Regions from separate parts of the Homo sapiens genome. Here region 1 is linked to region 2. The links are chromatin loops, found by intact Hi-C in ENCODE. Cell type or tissue: heart left ventricle. All regions are shown on one strand.

What was found. A loop is a pair of places that touch in the nucleus more often than their neighbours do. Peaks named below come from ENCODE experiments on the same cell type or tissue, not always from the same donor. Only the 100,000 strongest peaks of a DNase experiment are listed, where the experiment ranks them.
Region 1: a loop joins it to region 2, with 2.8 times the contacts of the local background. A loop is called at or near these places in 5 of 110 quality-filtered maps.

Annotation. Positions count from the first base shown.
Region 1 is chr1:25,200,042-25,208,041 of GRCh38, reverse strand. No RefSeq gene overlaps it. Among named protein-coding and RNA genes, the nearest start is that of SYF2, 28 kb to the left of the region's middle. RefSeq lists a silencer at 6,253-6,427. In heart left ventricle, a CTCF peak has its summit at 3,002 (motif pointing right); no DNase peak of the experiment used is centred here.
Region 2 is chr1:24,684,975-24,692,974 of GRCh38, reverse strand. No RefSeq gene overlaps it. Among named protein-coding and RNA genes, the nearest start is that of SRRM1, 46 kb to the right of the region's middle. In heart left ventricle, CTCF peaks have their summits at 4,055 and 4,255 (motif pointing left); a DNase peak (open chromatin) is centred at 4,214.

The DNA.
Region 1 (8,000 bases), 520 kb before region 2:
AGCGTATTGGCCTGTTGCCTTTGTCCTGGTTGCCTGTGGTCACCAGGCACTAACCATTATGTCCTCATAGCAGTGCCCAGTAGGGAGCAGAGGGGCAGGGGCAAAAATGTTTCTCCTCTGGAGGCTCTGCTTATTCTGGAAATCTTTCCTGGTGTCATTGACTAGAACAGGATCATGAGGTGTATCAGCCCCATGCTGGTGTGCAGTGAACACTCATTGGGTTGGTTGGGGTTTGCTGATTCAGGCTGGGCTCAGTTGCGTGTGGCTCTAGGCTTCAGGTCTGGTTTGGGTGGGCTCCATGGGTCTCGTTCTGGGGCCCATTAGCGCAAGGAGGACACACCAATGGCACAAGCCATTTCTTTCTTTTTTTTTTTTTTTGCGATGGAGTCTCGCTCTGTGGCCCAGGCTGGAGTACAGCGGCACGATCTTGGCTCGCTGCAACCTCCACCTCCTGGGTTCAAGCGATTCTCCTGCCTCAGGCTTCCAAGTGGCTGGGATTACAGGCACGCACCAGCACACCTGGCTAATTTTTTATATTTTTTTGGCAGAGACGGGGTTTCACCATGTTGACCAGGCTGGCCTTGAACTCCTGACCTCAAGTGATCCACCAACCTCAGCCTCCAGAAGTGCTGGGATTACAGGCATGAGCTACCGCGCCCAGCCACAAGCACATTTCAAACCCCTGCTTGATATTATGAAATGTCCCATTGGCTGGAGCAAGTCATATGGCCAAGACCAAACTCAAAGGGGCAGGAAATCCACTTAGTCTTCCATGAAGACATGATAAGGGGTACAGGTATAATTCCCCTACTGGGGACTCAAGGCCAAACATCCTGCCTTTCCCGAGACCAGTCAACAGGATTTGGGATTGCCATGAACAGCTTAGTCCAAGCACAACTTATGAAGTTATATGGTGTAGTGGTTAAGAGCATGGGCTGTAGAGTTGAACTTCCAGGATCAAATCCCAGCTTCTCCTCCTGCTAGCTATTTGTCCTCGAGCAATTTGTTTATGTCTCTGAGCCTCGGGTTCCTCATCTGTAAAATGAGGGTAGTTACGGTACTACCTCTTAGGGTTGTTGCGATGATTATATTAATATGTGCTTCTAGGCCCAGCGCGGTGGCTCATGCCTGTAATCCCAGCATTTTGGGAGGCCAAGGTGGGTGGATCACCTGAGGTCAGGGGTTTGAGACCAGCCTGACCAACGTGGTGAAACCCCGTGTCTACTAAAAATACAAAAATTAGTGGGCGTGATGGCGGGCGCCTGCAATCCCAGCTACTTGAGAGGCTGAAGCAAGAGAATCGCTTGAACCCAGGGGGCAGAGGTTGCAGTGAGCCGAGACTGTACCACTGCACTCCAGCCTGGGCCACAGAGCGAGACTCCGTCTCAAAAAAAAAAAAAAAAAATGTGCTTCTAAAATTGCCTTGCACATAGTAAGGTGCCATAAGTGTTAGCTCTGATCCTCTGGGGTAGCTAAGGTCTTGGTACTTCTGCTGTCCTCGATAGCTATAACATCCTAACCAGCAAGGAAGCAGGGAGGAATGGCAGCTGGACAAGCAGGACCTGTGTCTGCCTCAGTGTGTCCTGCCAGGGAGGGCCCCCATCTTGCTCTGTGTGTCTTTCTCATTGCTCACAAACAGCTCTGCAGCGAATGTACCACAATTGCTTTTTCATTAGTAGCCGCAGCATTCACATCCGGTAGCTCTTGACCACTGAGGTTTGCAGTTAATGGTGGCCTCGCACACTGAAACATGAAGCTGAACAGTTTACTCCAGCCTTGTTAGGTTGGAATCAGCCACTTGAATAAAGAACACCACTTCATTACCTGCTCTTGGGTCAAGCTGAAAGGAGAAAGAGCATCTCACCAGATGTCCCATGTGCCGGGGCTTCAGTGTTCTCAGGGATTCCAAGTGTGTTCATTCCAGAGAATTCTCAATCAAAGCGCGACCCCAGGCAGACACATTTTCACACCAGCATCCCCACAGCATGTGTGGAAGAAAGGGGGGTTGGATTTGTGTAGATCTAAGTCAAACTAATTAGCTGTCAGCTGCATCACATCTGGAGATCAAATATAAATTTTTGGCCTCAAAAACCATTCCGGTCCCTGTCATTTCCGTTCTCCTGGTACCAGGCCATCTTTTGTAGCATGGCTCTAATATGTTTCTCTATGCTGCCAAAACCCTGCAGCTTGCTAAGCATGGACTCCCAAGTCATCTGCCATTGGTGACTGTAACACCCTTTTACTTTGTGAGAGGTAGAGTTAGAGACCCAGGTCTTTTGCTGGGACAGATAGGTAGGAGTGGGTAATTTCACTTCCGGCATGTCGGAATGCAGTTTTCATGGGGAAAACAGAAGTGCTTTTGTGGAAATTTTGAATGCACGGTGGAAACCAGTGACAAATTTGGGTTAATGTAAATATGATGTGAGAAATGAAAACCAGAGGTGAGCAGGAGCTCTCAGCTTTAACAAGAGGCTTTCATTGTTTTCTACCATGTGTAGCAAATATTTAACAGTTGCCTATTAATGGGGTCCTTCACCACTGATACAGTTCTGTGTGTCCAAAGATCACAGACTCTGGGGTCTGACACGAGCTGATTTTGACCCATCTCCTGCTGAATTTCATCAGCTGCCTCAGCTTGGATCGGGTGTAGATTTTGCTTCTCAGGAGAGGTCTGTGCGTCTGGCAATGGGAGAGTGGCCAGAGAACAGAGCCAGCAGCAGTTTTATTCTATTTAGATTATTTAAAGTGTTTTTCCCCTGGTGGAAAATAATATGTTTCTGGTTTAACTTGATTTTAAATCACTGCCATGTTATTGTAAATAATGTGACACCTCATTTCTTGAGAGAAGCTTGGAATGTGGTTATGGAATCCCAAGTATATGAATGACAAATTGGCTTTGTGAATTTGATTCTTCTCCATGGCAAAAGATAACGCAATTTTTTGTATATTCTAAAATCAAAGCAATATTTGGTATGGGGTACTTCTAGGAACTTCCCACTAGGGGGCAGTGTACTTTCAGGTTTTTTTTTAACATGCAGCCAGTGGTTCCCATAGTGTCGTCCCTGGAACAGCAGCACCCAGGAATTTGTTAAAAATGTGAATTCTCTGGCCTCCACCCAGACCTACTGAATCAGAAGCTCTGGCAGTGGGGCCCAGCAATCTGCTTTTTATTTTTATTTTTATTTTTTTGAGACAAGGTCTCACTCTGCCGCCCAGGCAGGAGTGCAGTGGCGCGATCTCGGCTCACTTTCAACATCTGCCTCCCTGGTTCGAGTGATTCTCCTGCCTCAGCCTCCCGAGTAGCTGGGATTACAGGTGTGCACCACCACGCCCGGTTAATTTTTTATTTTTTATTTATTATTTTTTTTTTTTTTACGGAGTCTTGCTCTGTCGCCCAGGCTGGAGTGCAGTGGCACGATCTTGGCTCACTGCAACCTCCACCTCCCAGGTTCAAGTGATTCTCCTGTCTCAGCCAGGTTCACGCCACCACACCCAGATAATTTTTGTATTTTTAGTAGAGACGGGGTTTCACCATGTTGGTCAGGATGGTTTCGATCTTTTGACCTCGTGATCTGCCTGCCTCGGCCTCCCAAAGTGCTGGGATTACAGGCGTGAGCCACCAAGCCCGGCCTGTAAATAACATTTTATTGGAATACAGCCTCACTTATTTGCATATTGTCTGTGGCTACTTTCAGCTTACAGTGGCAGAGTTGACAGATGGCCTAAAATATTTACTATCTGGCTCTTTACAGAAAAAGGGTTAGATAGATGCAGAGGTTATTTAGCAAGGCCTTGAGGAATTGGGTCATTAGCTCCAGGAGAGTTGAGGGACCCAAGGTGGGAGACCTTGAGTACTGAAGTGGCCAAGAATGTTTTTGGGGGGTGGGGAGAGAGTAGGAGCAGCATGGAGGAGATAAGAGGCTTGGGTGAGGCGTGGAGAGGGGACATCGAGAGGCTTTCAATTGCTATGCTAATGCCCTCAAATACAAATACCAACCAGAAAACCTACCAATTAGGATCACCTTGACTCATCTGTAAATAACAACTATTTATCCATCTGTAATCAATGAAGATGATTCCTGTTGGGATTTTAATTTACATCTGTTTTAAATTTTCATGCACTTTCTTTCAAAGGACTTGTGAATGTGCATATTAAAGTGCAGAGAAAAAGAAGACATTTGCCAATAAAACAGAATGGACCACATTACACAAAACTCTTTGCATTTATTTCCATCTTTAGTACCAGCTACTGCACTGGAATTTCTTTCTTTTTTTTTTCTTTTTCTTTCTTTCCTTTCTTTTTTTTTTTTTTAAGACAGAGTCTCACTCTGTTGCCCAGGCTGGAGTGCAGTGATGTGATCTCGGCTCACTGCAACCTCTGCCTCCTGGCTTCAAGTGATTCTCCTGCCTCAGTCTCCTCAGTAGCTAGGACTACAGGCATGCATCACCATTTCTGTATTTTTAGTAGAGACAGGGTTTTGCCTTGTTAGTAAGGCTGGTCTCGAACTTCTGACATCAGATGATCTGCGTGCCTTAGCCTCCCAAAGTGCTGGGATTACAGGTGTGAGCTACTGCGCCCGGTCTGGAATTTCTTAAGCAATATTTTCCAGGTGTTTTGAGCCTATTTTGTGCTGGGTAATTTTCATATATTGCATTTATTGAATTTCCACAATACTCTGACAAATACACATCAATTCTTCTATCTTTCAGAAGAAGGCAACAGCTCAGAGAAGTCACGTAATTCTCAGCTGGGCGCGGTGGCTCACACCTGTAATCCCAGCACTTTGGGAGGCTGAGGCAGGTGGATTGCCTGAGGTCGGGAGTTCAAGACCAGCTTGACCAACATGGAGGAAACCCATCTCTATTAAGAATACAAAATTAGCTGGGTGTGGTGGCTCATGTCTGTAATCCCAGCTACTTGGGAGGCTGAGGCAGGAGAATCACTTGAACCTGGGAGGCGGAGGTTGCAGTGAGCCGAGATCATGCCATTACACTCCAGCCTGGGCAGTAAGAGCAAAATTCTGTCAAAAAAAAAAAAAAAGTCAGGTAACTCTCTAAGGCAGGCCAGCTGGACCCTGAATTTGAACCCCATGAACCAATCTTGGCATTAGTCAGAGCTGAGTCCACGGCTCCGAGCTTCCTCCGTCTTGAATGTCTTCCTAATTGTGCTGTGCTTGGTGTTCTTTTTATAGGCTGGTAGCTAGGCCTTGCAGTCTTACTTACATTATTATATTATTATCCTTCCTAGCAGAACCCTAATTAATTAATCATATAGAAATGGTTCCTTATTTAGTCCGTTAAGTTAAATTGAGGCCTTTAGTGAGAGGAGCCAGAAGCCTTGGCCCAAGTGTAGCAGGTCCCAGTCCGCGGGACTAAACATCTGAGAGACACGGGACAGAGTGACCAAGGGCGGGAGGCTGCTCTTCAGAACAGATGTACCTGCAGCTTGCCATCGTCGGGCCATGGGAAGGAAACGAGGCAAAAAACAAATGCATGGTCAGGACAATTTGTTAGATCCAGGGCTAGTTTTTAACTCTCAGTGTTGGCCTGTAAACACATTACCCTGCCTAGGAGTGGGCTCATGATCCCACCCAGAGACTGACTTTGACTGCTGGAAAAAGGTCCCTTTTGTAAGCAGAGTCACACTAGGGCATCTGGAAATAAATGTGCTGGGGCATGTTGGTGTTTTATTCCCCAGCGTTCTATGTTTGTTGTCTTGGGAAGTGTTGACAGGTGCACAAGGCAGAAGTAATAACAAAAGTGTTTGTGGGTGCTCTTGAGAAAAGGTGTGCTAGGCTGTTTTTTTTTTTTTTTTTTTTGAGACAGACTCTTGATCTGTCGCTCGGGCTGGAGTGTCGTGGTGCGATCTTAGCTCACTGCAACCTCTGCCTCCCAGGTTCAAGTGATTCTCCTGCCTCAGCCTCCTGAGTAACTGAGATTACAGGTGCCCGCCACCATGCCCAGCTAATTTTTTTTTTTTGTATTTTTAGTAGAGACGGGGTTTTGCCATGTTACCCAAGCTGGTCTCGAACTCCTGTGGCTCAGGCAATCTGTCTGCCTTGGCCCTCCAAAGTGCCAGGATTACAGGTGTGATCCACCGCATCCGGCCAGCTGTTTTTGCATTGCTGTAAATGAATACCTGAGGCTGGGTCATTTATAAAAAGAGGTTTAATTGGCTCACGGTTCTGCAGGCTGTATGAGAAGCATGGTGCCAACATCTGCTCGGCTTCTGGTGAGGACCTCAGGAAGCTTACAATCATGGTGGAAGGTAAAGGGGGAGCAGGCACGAGAGTGGGAGCAAAAGAGTGGGGTTGGGGGGCGGTTCCAGACTTTTAAAGAACCGGAACTCATGTGAACTCACGGAGCAAGAACTCACTTATCACCAAGGGGATGTCGTTAACCCATTCATGAAGGATCTGCCCTGGTGGTCCAGTCATCTCCCACCAGGCCCCACCCCCGACATTAGGAATCATATTTCAGTGTGAGATTTGGGGGGAACAAACAAACATCCAAACCATATAGAAAGACATCCCCTGGTTCTCAACAGCCCCCACTCTCATTTTTTGCAGGAGGTGCGGAAGGTGAAATGGGTAGGTGGCTTATGAGCATAAGCTGTTGGTAATTAGATCCTTCCTTGGCCTCAAGTCCTCCCTATTTCTCAATTGGCCACGCTGTTGGAGAAAAAGGTGTGGGACAGGCCTTTAGGATCACATTACTGAGGGAGAGGAGGCAGTTTCAGAGGACACATTCCCGGGGATTTGTTTACCTGTTGACCGGATCTTGTGGAGGGCTCCAGAGAGCCTGTTCCCGACAGGCGACCTCCAGCGCTGTGGGTGAAGGGTGAACATGGAAGCTGATGGCCATGACTGTCAGAGGAGCTGCAGTGGGGTCTACTGGATGGGCAGGCCCGTGTGGGATGGAATGAGGCTCAGGGGAGTGGCAAGTCCAGAAACAACTGTAACAGAGGAGGGACTAAATATGATGAGGTGGGAGGATCAAGAAATGCAGAAAAGATGCAGAGGGGTCAGATATGGTGGCTCATACCTGTAATCCTCGTGCTTTGGGAGGATAAGGCAGGAGGATGGCTTGAGGCTGGGATTTTGAGACCAGCCTGGGCAACATAGTGAGACCTCATCTCTATAAAAAGTAAAAAAAATTAGCCAGGTGTGGTGGCGCCTGCCTGTAGTTCTAGCTACTTGGGAGGCTGAGGTGGGAGGAACACTTGAGCCTGGGAGGTTGAGGCTGCAGTGAGCCATGATCACGTCACTGCACTCCAGCCTTGGCCTGGATGATAGAGAGAGACCCTGTCTCAAAAAGCAAACAGACAAACAAACACACACCAAGCAGGAGCCTAAAGAGCCACTCCACTCACGTAGAGAAAACTTCACACACAGGAGCTGATTTTCGGAGCGTGAGAGCCCTATGGCTGGGCACTGTGGTGGTCCTTGCCCTCCAGACAAGGGAGCAAAGGCTCAGAGGTTTACGCTACCGGTTCCAGACCACACTGCTGTGAGTGGCAAGGTGGGGCTTCGAATCCAGCCCTATCGGCTGCCAAAGCCGCATTGCTCATCCACCAAGCCACACTTCCTCTCAGCCCTGCCTGTTCATTAAGGCTCTTCTCGGAAGCTCCAGGTGCCCGCATACCCTCTCCCAGTGCCCCTGCCATCTGTCCTGACTCCCTGCCTGTCAGAGCTTGGATACCACGTGGTACTTGGCCTTCTCCCGTAGATGCTTCTCCCCTACAGACCTGGCCCAGATAGGCAGGCCTTTGCCAGCCTGGCCATGCCTGGCTTGGGCGAATGTCGACTCGTGTCGTCCTGTGAGCACGCCATCCCAGGGCACTATGGTGGATGCCTCTGTAGCACAAAGAGACTGGGCCAGGGTCCTTGAGGGCTCGGGCTGGAGCGGGGGCCCTCACATTCCTGCTGCCTGCCAGCACTGTCTCCAAATGCCTGTCAGGTTGTAAAGGCGAAGAGTTGTGCATAACAGCTGCAGAAATC
Region 2 (8,000 bases):
CAGCTCCCACCACTGCCCATAAAAGGAGCATAGTCAGACAAGGCAGATCTGGAGGATAAGATGAGGAAGATAAAAATCATTCTTTGAATGGTATGACTTAGAAAACCTAGGTCAAACTGGCTTCACCATAAGGGGAATTAACTGGATTCGAGGTGAGTCCTCAGGTGAGGGCTTCCTCCAGCAGCTCGAGTGGCGTCACTACGGTGTGGTTTAAAATCAGTCCATGCGTTCTTTGGCACTTCCTTTAAAAGGAATCCTAGTTATGCTTCCCTTGGCTGTGGGCTGGACATAGTGACTTGCTTCTAATGAATAGAAAAAAAGCAAAGATGATAGTGTGCAGGTTGTAGAAGGCACTGTGGCTTCCTTCTCTCTATCACACACACAATCATCATCATCATCATCGTCATCGTCATCGTCATCATCGCTCTGGGGAAAGCTAGCTGCTATGGAGAGCCCGCTTGGTGAGGCACTGAGACCTCCTGCCAATTGCCACATGAGTGCACCATCTTCAAAGTGGATCCTCCAGCCCCATCTTGGAAGTGGATGACTGCACCCCTAGCCAACATCTTAACTATAAACACATTAGAGACCCTGAGCCAGAACCACTAATTGGGATCTCTTCCAATTTCCAATCCTCAACTCTGGCGACTCTGGGAGATAATAAATGTTTTTTGTTATTGTTGTTTTTTTTTGTTTTCAAGACAGAGTCTTGCTCTGTCACCCAGGCTGGAGTGCAGTAGCCCGATCTTGGCTCCTTGTAACCTCTGCCTCCCGGGTTCTAGCAATTCTCCTGCCTCAGCCTCCCGAGTAGCTGGAATTACAGGCGCCTGCCACCACGCTCGGCTAATTTTTGTATTCTTAGTAGAGACGGGGTTTCACCATGTTGGCCAGGCTGGTCTTGAACTCTTAACCTCGTGATCCACCTGCCTCGGCCTCCCAAAGTGCTGGGATTACAGGCATGAACCACTGCGCCTGGCCCAATAAATGTTTTAAACTGCTAAATTGGGGGTGATTTGTTACACAGCAATAAGTAACTAATAACACCACAGACTAGGTTCTATTTCTTCTTTCATTGTTTTCTTTTTTTCTTATTTTGGAGACAGGGTCTCCTTCTGTTGCCCAGGCTGGAGTGCAGTGGTGCAATCACGGCTCATTGCAGCCTCTATTCAAGCGATTCTCCTGGGCTAAAGTGATCCACCCATCTCAGACTCCCAAGTAACTGGGACCAAGTAACTGGCTAATAAAAAAAGATTTTTTTTTTTTAGTAGAGAAGAGGTCTCACAATGTTGCCCAGGCTTGTCTTGAACACAAGCTGAAACGATCCTCCCGCCTTGTCCTCCCAAAGTGCTGGGATTGCAGGTGTGAACCACTGTGCCTGGCCTAGGTTCTTTTTCTTCTTGAAGTCTCTGGGCTCTGCCTTCCTCTGTATGTTGACTTCATTCTCAACAGAAATTTTTGGGAATAAGAGCTACTGCATCTCTAGCTCTCACATCCCCTTAACACACTGTCCAGGGAAAGAGAGTACCTCTTCCAGTACTCCTGTAGAAATGAAAAGCAGCTTCTCTCCCTCAAAAAGCTCCACTGACTTCTCTTGGCAAATCCTTGGCTCTGACTGAGGTAGTGTTCATTTCTGTGACTAGAGAGATTGGATGCATATGGCTTCTCCTCCAGGGTCATCAGAGCCCACCCTGGAAGAGTGCTACCAACCCCACCCACTAGCATAGAATTCCAGTAGAGCCCAATATGGCTCTGATGGTGGGAGAGACAGGGAACATATGCTGGGAAGCCATGTAATAGCCATGACATCGGGGTAGTACGTGGAAGGCTCAGAACAGAAAATTCCCCACAGGCCCCAGAACATCCTCTAGAGCAGCAGTCCCCAACCTTTTTGACACCAGGGACCAGTTTTGTGGAAGACAATTTTTCCACAGGCAGCAGGAGCATGGTTTCAGGATGAAATCTTCCCACCTCAGATCATCAGTCATTAGATTCTCATAAGGAGCACAAAACCTAGATCTCTCAAATGCACACTTCACAGTAGGGTTCGTGCTCCTATGAGGATCTTTTTTTTTTTTGACTGGAAGTCTAGCTCTGTCACCCAGGCTGGAGTGCAGTGGCTCGATCTTGGCCCACTGCAACCTCCGCCTCCCGGGCTTAAGCGATTCTTCTGCCTCAGCCTCCTGAGTAGCTGAGACTACAGGTGCGTGCCACCACACCCGGCTCACAGTGAGCCAAGATTGTGTCACTGCACTCCAGCCTGGATGACAGAGTGAGACTTCATCTCAAAAAAAAAAAAAAAAAAAGGCCAGGCACGTGGTGGCTCACACCTGTAATCCCAGCACTTTGGGAGGCTGAGGCGGGTGGATCATGAGGTTAGGAGTTCGAGACCAGTCTGGTCAACATGGTGAAACCCTGTCTCTACTAATAAGGCTTAGAGGTGAAGGGGTGGGTTCTGGAGTCAGACAGACAAGATCTAAATCCTGGTTCTATTGCTCACCAGCTATGTGACTTTCTTTTTTTTTGAGACAGATTCTGCCTCCCAGGCTCAGGAGATCTTCCTGCCTCAGCTCCCAGAGTAGCTGGGACTACAGGTGCGTGCCATCACGCCTGGCTAATTTTTTTGTAGAGATGGGGTTTCTCCATGTTACCAAGGCTGGCCTCAAACTCCTGGGCTCAAGCAATATGCCTGCCTTGGCCTTCTAAAGTGCTAGGATTACAGGCGTGAGCCACCGCGCCCAGCCTATGTGACCTTTGTGTGCCTTGGTTCCTTCATCTATAAAATGGGAGAAGAATGCCCAGGAACACAGGTGGAAGAATTAATGAGATGCAGTAAGGGCTCAGTGCTGGAATTACAGGTGGGAGCCACCGCACCCAGCCTGTGTGAAAATTTTAAGAATTAGAATCAGGCCGGGCACCGTGGCTCATGCCTGTAATCCCAGCACTTTGGGAGGCCAAGGCAGGTGGATCGCTTGAGCCCAGGAGTTCAAGACCAGCCTGGGCCACATGAAAAACCCAGTCTCTACAAAAAAATTTTTTTAATTAGCCAGGCATGGTGGCATGCGTCTGTAGTCCCAGCTACTTGGGAGGCTAAGGTGGGAGGATTGCCTGAGCCCAGGAGGTCGAGGCTGCAGTGAGTTGTGATCATGCCATGTACTCCAAGCCTGGGCAACAGTATGAGACCCTGTCTAAAAAAAAAAAAAAAAAAATCAGAATCACTTTGCTCTAAAACAGATCTTTCAGATAATAAGAGCAGAGCTATGGCAGCCAGGTGTGGTGGCTCACACCTGTAATCCCAGCACTTTGGGAGGCCAAGGCCAGCGGATCATCTGAGGTCGGGAGTTGGAGACCAGCCTGAGCAACATGGAGAAACCCCATCTGTACTAAAAATACAAAAATTAGCTGGGCATGGTGGCACATGCCTGTAATCCCAGCTATTCAGGAGGCTAAGGCAGGAGAATAACTTGAACCTGGGAGGTGGAGGTTGCGGTGAGCCAATATCACACCACTGCACTCTAGCTTGGGCAACAAGAGCGAAACTCCACGTCAAAAAAAAAAAGAAAAAAAGAGTAGAGCTATCTGTAGCTATTAAAGAAGAGAAAAAATAAGAGGAAAACAATATTTGCTGAGGATTTATTATGTACCAGGCATGGCACTAAACCTGTTTAGAGGTCCTGTCTCATTTAATCCTCACAGCCTTATGAGGTAAATACTATTATTAACCCTGTTTCACAGGTAATGAAACAGATGCACAGAACAACTGAGTGTGTTCATTGACTGTCATTCATTCACTCAATGCCTCGCCTGTGCCAGGCCTTGGGGACTCCCCAGTACACAAAGTAGACAAAGGCCCAAGTCGCCTGCTGTTGAAGGACTAGAAAGTGGGTTCCCTAGGACCCTCGGGGGAGCGTCTTCAGAGCCCAAGTGCATGACCACGATGGAACGGGATCCTCATGAAGTAGTGAGTTTCCTGCCACTGAAGGTATGCAAGTGAGAGCTGGGGACTTGCTGGGAAGGAATTCCCGCTTGGGATGGGCTGGAGCCAGTGGACGGCAGGAGCCCTGTAGCTGTTCTTCAAGTTCTGCAATCCTACAGGGAACCTCTGAGCACTGAATCAAAGCCTCCCACTTGCAGGATAAAAGGTGGGGAGGAGGAAAAAGGAAAGGGGAAGAAAGCATGGAGAAGCCGGAGGGGCAGGACTGACCTCAGGGCATCAGCTCCACAGCAGGCACCCAGGCCCGGGTGCCACCTAGTGGAAGGCTCAGAAAACGAAGAGAAGGCCAGAGAGAGGGACAGAGACGAAGAAATTGAGAGTGACGGATGAGTGTGTCCCTGAGCTAACTCAGGAGCCCTACCTCAGTGTCCCAGACCCTTCTGAATAATGACACTGGATATAGTGAAATTTAAGACTTTTTTCCCCTGTATTTTGACCTCTCTAAAGTCAGATACGTCTTACAATGAATGCGGTGGTGGTTTAATAGGTGGTGGTGCATCCTACAATTGCACGTATGTAAGATTTGATGGAACACTGAAAACTGTCATTGATGGAGCCCTTGTGACATGCCAGGCATGAGCTAAGCCCTCTACCTGTATGATGTTATTGAATCCATGCCCATTTAACAGAAGAGGAAACAGAGGAGGCTGAGGGAGGTGAAGTCATGTGCCCAGGTCTCACAGTAAGTATGTCTGTGGCTGAGAAGCTGGCTGCAGGACTGCTGACCACTGCTACACTGCACAGCTCCCCTCTCTGTGTCACCAGTCACCTTGTTTTATCACTGCCTGAGTGTCCCCTGGCTCCCACCCTCGACCCCTGCCCACATGCCATGATCTCCGCTGGGACAGGGCCTGTGTTTCATTTGTCTAATTTAATGCTCACAAAAACCCTGTGAAGGTGGGTACCATCACTACCATTTGACCTACAGAGGTTAAAGTTTAAATAAATAGAAGCATCTGGCTGGGTGTGATGGCTCATGCCTGTAATTCCAGCACTTTGGGAGACCGAGGCGGGCAGATCACTTGAGGCCAGGAGTTCCAGACCAACCTGGCCAACATGGCAAAACCCTGTCTCTACTAAAAATACAAAAATTAGGCTGGGCATGCTGGCTCACGCCTGTAATCCTAGCACTTTGGGAGGCCGAGGCGGGTAGATCACCTGAGGTCAGGAGTTCGAGACCAACCTGGTCAACATGGTGAAACCCTGTCTCTACTAAAAAATACAAAAAAAATTAGTTGGGCATGGCACGCTCCTGTAATCCCAGCTACTCGGGAGGCTGAGGCTAGAGAATCACTTGAACCCGGGAGGTGGAGGTTGCAGTGAGCCGAGATTGCACCACTGCACTCCAGCCTGGGCGACAGAGCAAGACTCCGTCTCAAAAAAAAAAAAAAAAAGTATGCTATAATTCTAGTTCATATTATGCCCAGTGAAAAAAAGAATATTAAATATTATGTGTATCTGGTATGATCCTGATATTTGTAGCTATGAATGTACTTATAGAGAAAAAACCTGACTCATTTTATATATTAGAGGAGAGGAGCTCAGGGTGGGTTCGGTGTAGCCAGGTAGGACATTTGACCTAGGACAGGTGTCTTTGATTATATTAGGATGGTGGGATTGCCAATAATTTTTTCTCTAGATTTTTATGTTTTCCAAATTCTCTAAAAATGAGCATGTCTTTTTAAAATTAGAAAATATCCTATAAGGCCAGGCGCGGTGGCTCACGCCTGTAATTCCAGCACTTTGGGAGGCCAAGGAGAGCAGATCACTTGAGGCCAGGAATACCAGACCAACCTGGCCAACATGGCAAAACCCTGTCTCTACTAAAAACACAAAAATTAGGCTGGGCACAGTGGCTCATGCCTGTAATCCTGGCACCTTGGGAGGCCGAGGCGGGTGGATCACCTGAGGTCAGGAGTTTGAGACCAGCCTGGTCAACATGGTAAAACCCCGTCTCTACTAAAAAAATACAAAAAAAATTAGCCGGGCATGGTGGCACATGCGTGTAATCCCAGCTACTGGAGAGGCTGAGGCTGGAGAATCAGTTGAACCTGGGAGGTGGAGGTTGCAGTGAGCCAAGATCATGCCACTGCACACGCCAGCCTGGGCAACAGAGCGAGACTTTGTCTGAAAGAAAAAAAAAAGGCATCTAAAATTATTTTTAAATGACTGGGTAAGAAATTTACAACGGGGAGGACTGTGGCTGTGTTTTGATGTTGGCATAGGGGTGACTTTTATTTATTTTCCAATTTTCCTGGCCATAGAAAACACTTTTAAAATGTATGCTATAGCCGGGCACAGTGGCTCACACCTGTAATACCAGCACTTTGGGAGGTCAAGGCGGGTGGATCACCTGACGCTGGGAGTTCGAGACCAGCCTGACCAACATGGAGAAACCCTGTCTTACTAAAAATACAAAATTAGCCGGGCGTGGTTGGCACATGGCTGTAATCCCAGCTGCTCGGGAGGCTGAGGCAGGAGAATCACTTGAACCCGGGAGGCGGAGGTTGCGTTGAGCTGAGATCACACCATTGCACTCCAGCCTGGGCGACAAGAGCAAAACTCTGTCTCAAAAAAAAAAGAAAAAAAGAAAAAAAAGAAAAGAAAATATCATATTAAATGCATTTATAAGTCCAACAAAGATTTGGACAAGAAAGGACATACCAGGCTAGGTGCAGTGGCCCACCCTGTGATCCCAGCACTTTGGGAGGCCAAGGTGGGAGGACTGCTTGAGCTTAGGAGTTTGAGACCAGCTTGGGCAACGTGGCCAAACCCCACTTCTACCAGAAATACAAAAATTAGCTGGGCCTGCTGGCATCCGCCTATAGTCCCAGCTACTCAGGAGGCTGAGGTGGGAGGATGACTTGAGCCCAGGAGGCGGAGGGTGCAGTGAGCTGAGATCACGCTATTGCACTCCAGCCTGGGCGACAGAGCAAGACTCTGCCCCCACCGGCCCCCGCCCTGGCCACCCCCCACCAAAAGAAAAAGGACATTCCAGGCAGAAACAGCAAGAAGCAAGAAAAGCAAAAGAAAGAAAGTGGGAAATCCCAGGGTATGAGCCTTGAACCAGCCATGAGCACCTGGCGGATGCTCGGCAAATCCCTACTGCCTGGGTGGGTCCGACCGGGCTGAGACCAGTTAGGCTTTGGCACCTCCCTCTGGTTGGCTACAGAAGCCAAGCCCCCACGTTTAAAATGCCAGAAGCCCCGGGCCTGGTTGTGCACTGAGGAGGGTCTTGGTGAAGAAACACATGCTGAACTTCATAAGGACCGTTGTTTCACACCCTTTTCCCAGGTGCGGCTTTTCACTCCATGTTACCAGGGTCCACTGGAACCACTTCTCCTCCTACTTCAGACGCCCTGGCTGACCTCACCTGGTCTTTGTTTCCTTCACTACAACAGAAGTTGGGCAATTTTACGAGCACCCTGGCTGAGGCAGTGTGATAGAGTGGGAAAGTGCCGGGGCCATGAGTTTGCTATGGTGTGTGGGAGTGTGGGGACCTTGGGCTAGTTAGTTCGGGGCTTTAGACTATTTTTTTTTTTTTTTGAGATGGAGTCTCGCTCTGTCACCCAGGCTGGAGTGCAATGGTGCGATCTTGGTTCACTGCAACCTCCACCTCCTGGGTTCAAGCAATTCTCCTGCCTCAGCCTCTCAAGTAGCTGGGATTACAGGCGCCCACCACCACGCCCAGCTAATTTTTTGTATTTTTAGTAGAGACGGGGTTTCACTATGTTGGTCAGGATGGTCTCGATCTCCTGACCTCGTGATCCGCCCGCCTCGGCCTCCCAAAGTGCTGGGATTACAGGTGTGAGCCACCGCGCCTGGCCCAGATCAGTGGTTTTCACTTTTTTTTTTTTTTTTGGCTAGGTCCTACTAGTGGCTCTATTTTACAGAGAAAGTTTGAACTATAACTTCCTCCTAAGGACTCTGCAGGCCAGTTTAAAAACTGGCAGCCTAGATATCTATAAAGTAGATAGTTTTGATTTTGTTAATTATAAATCGCATTAGA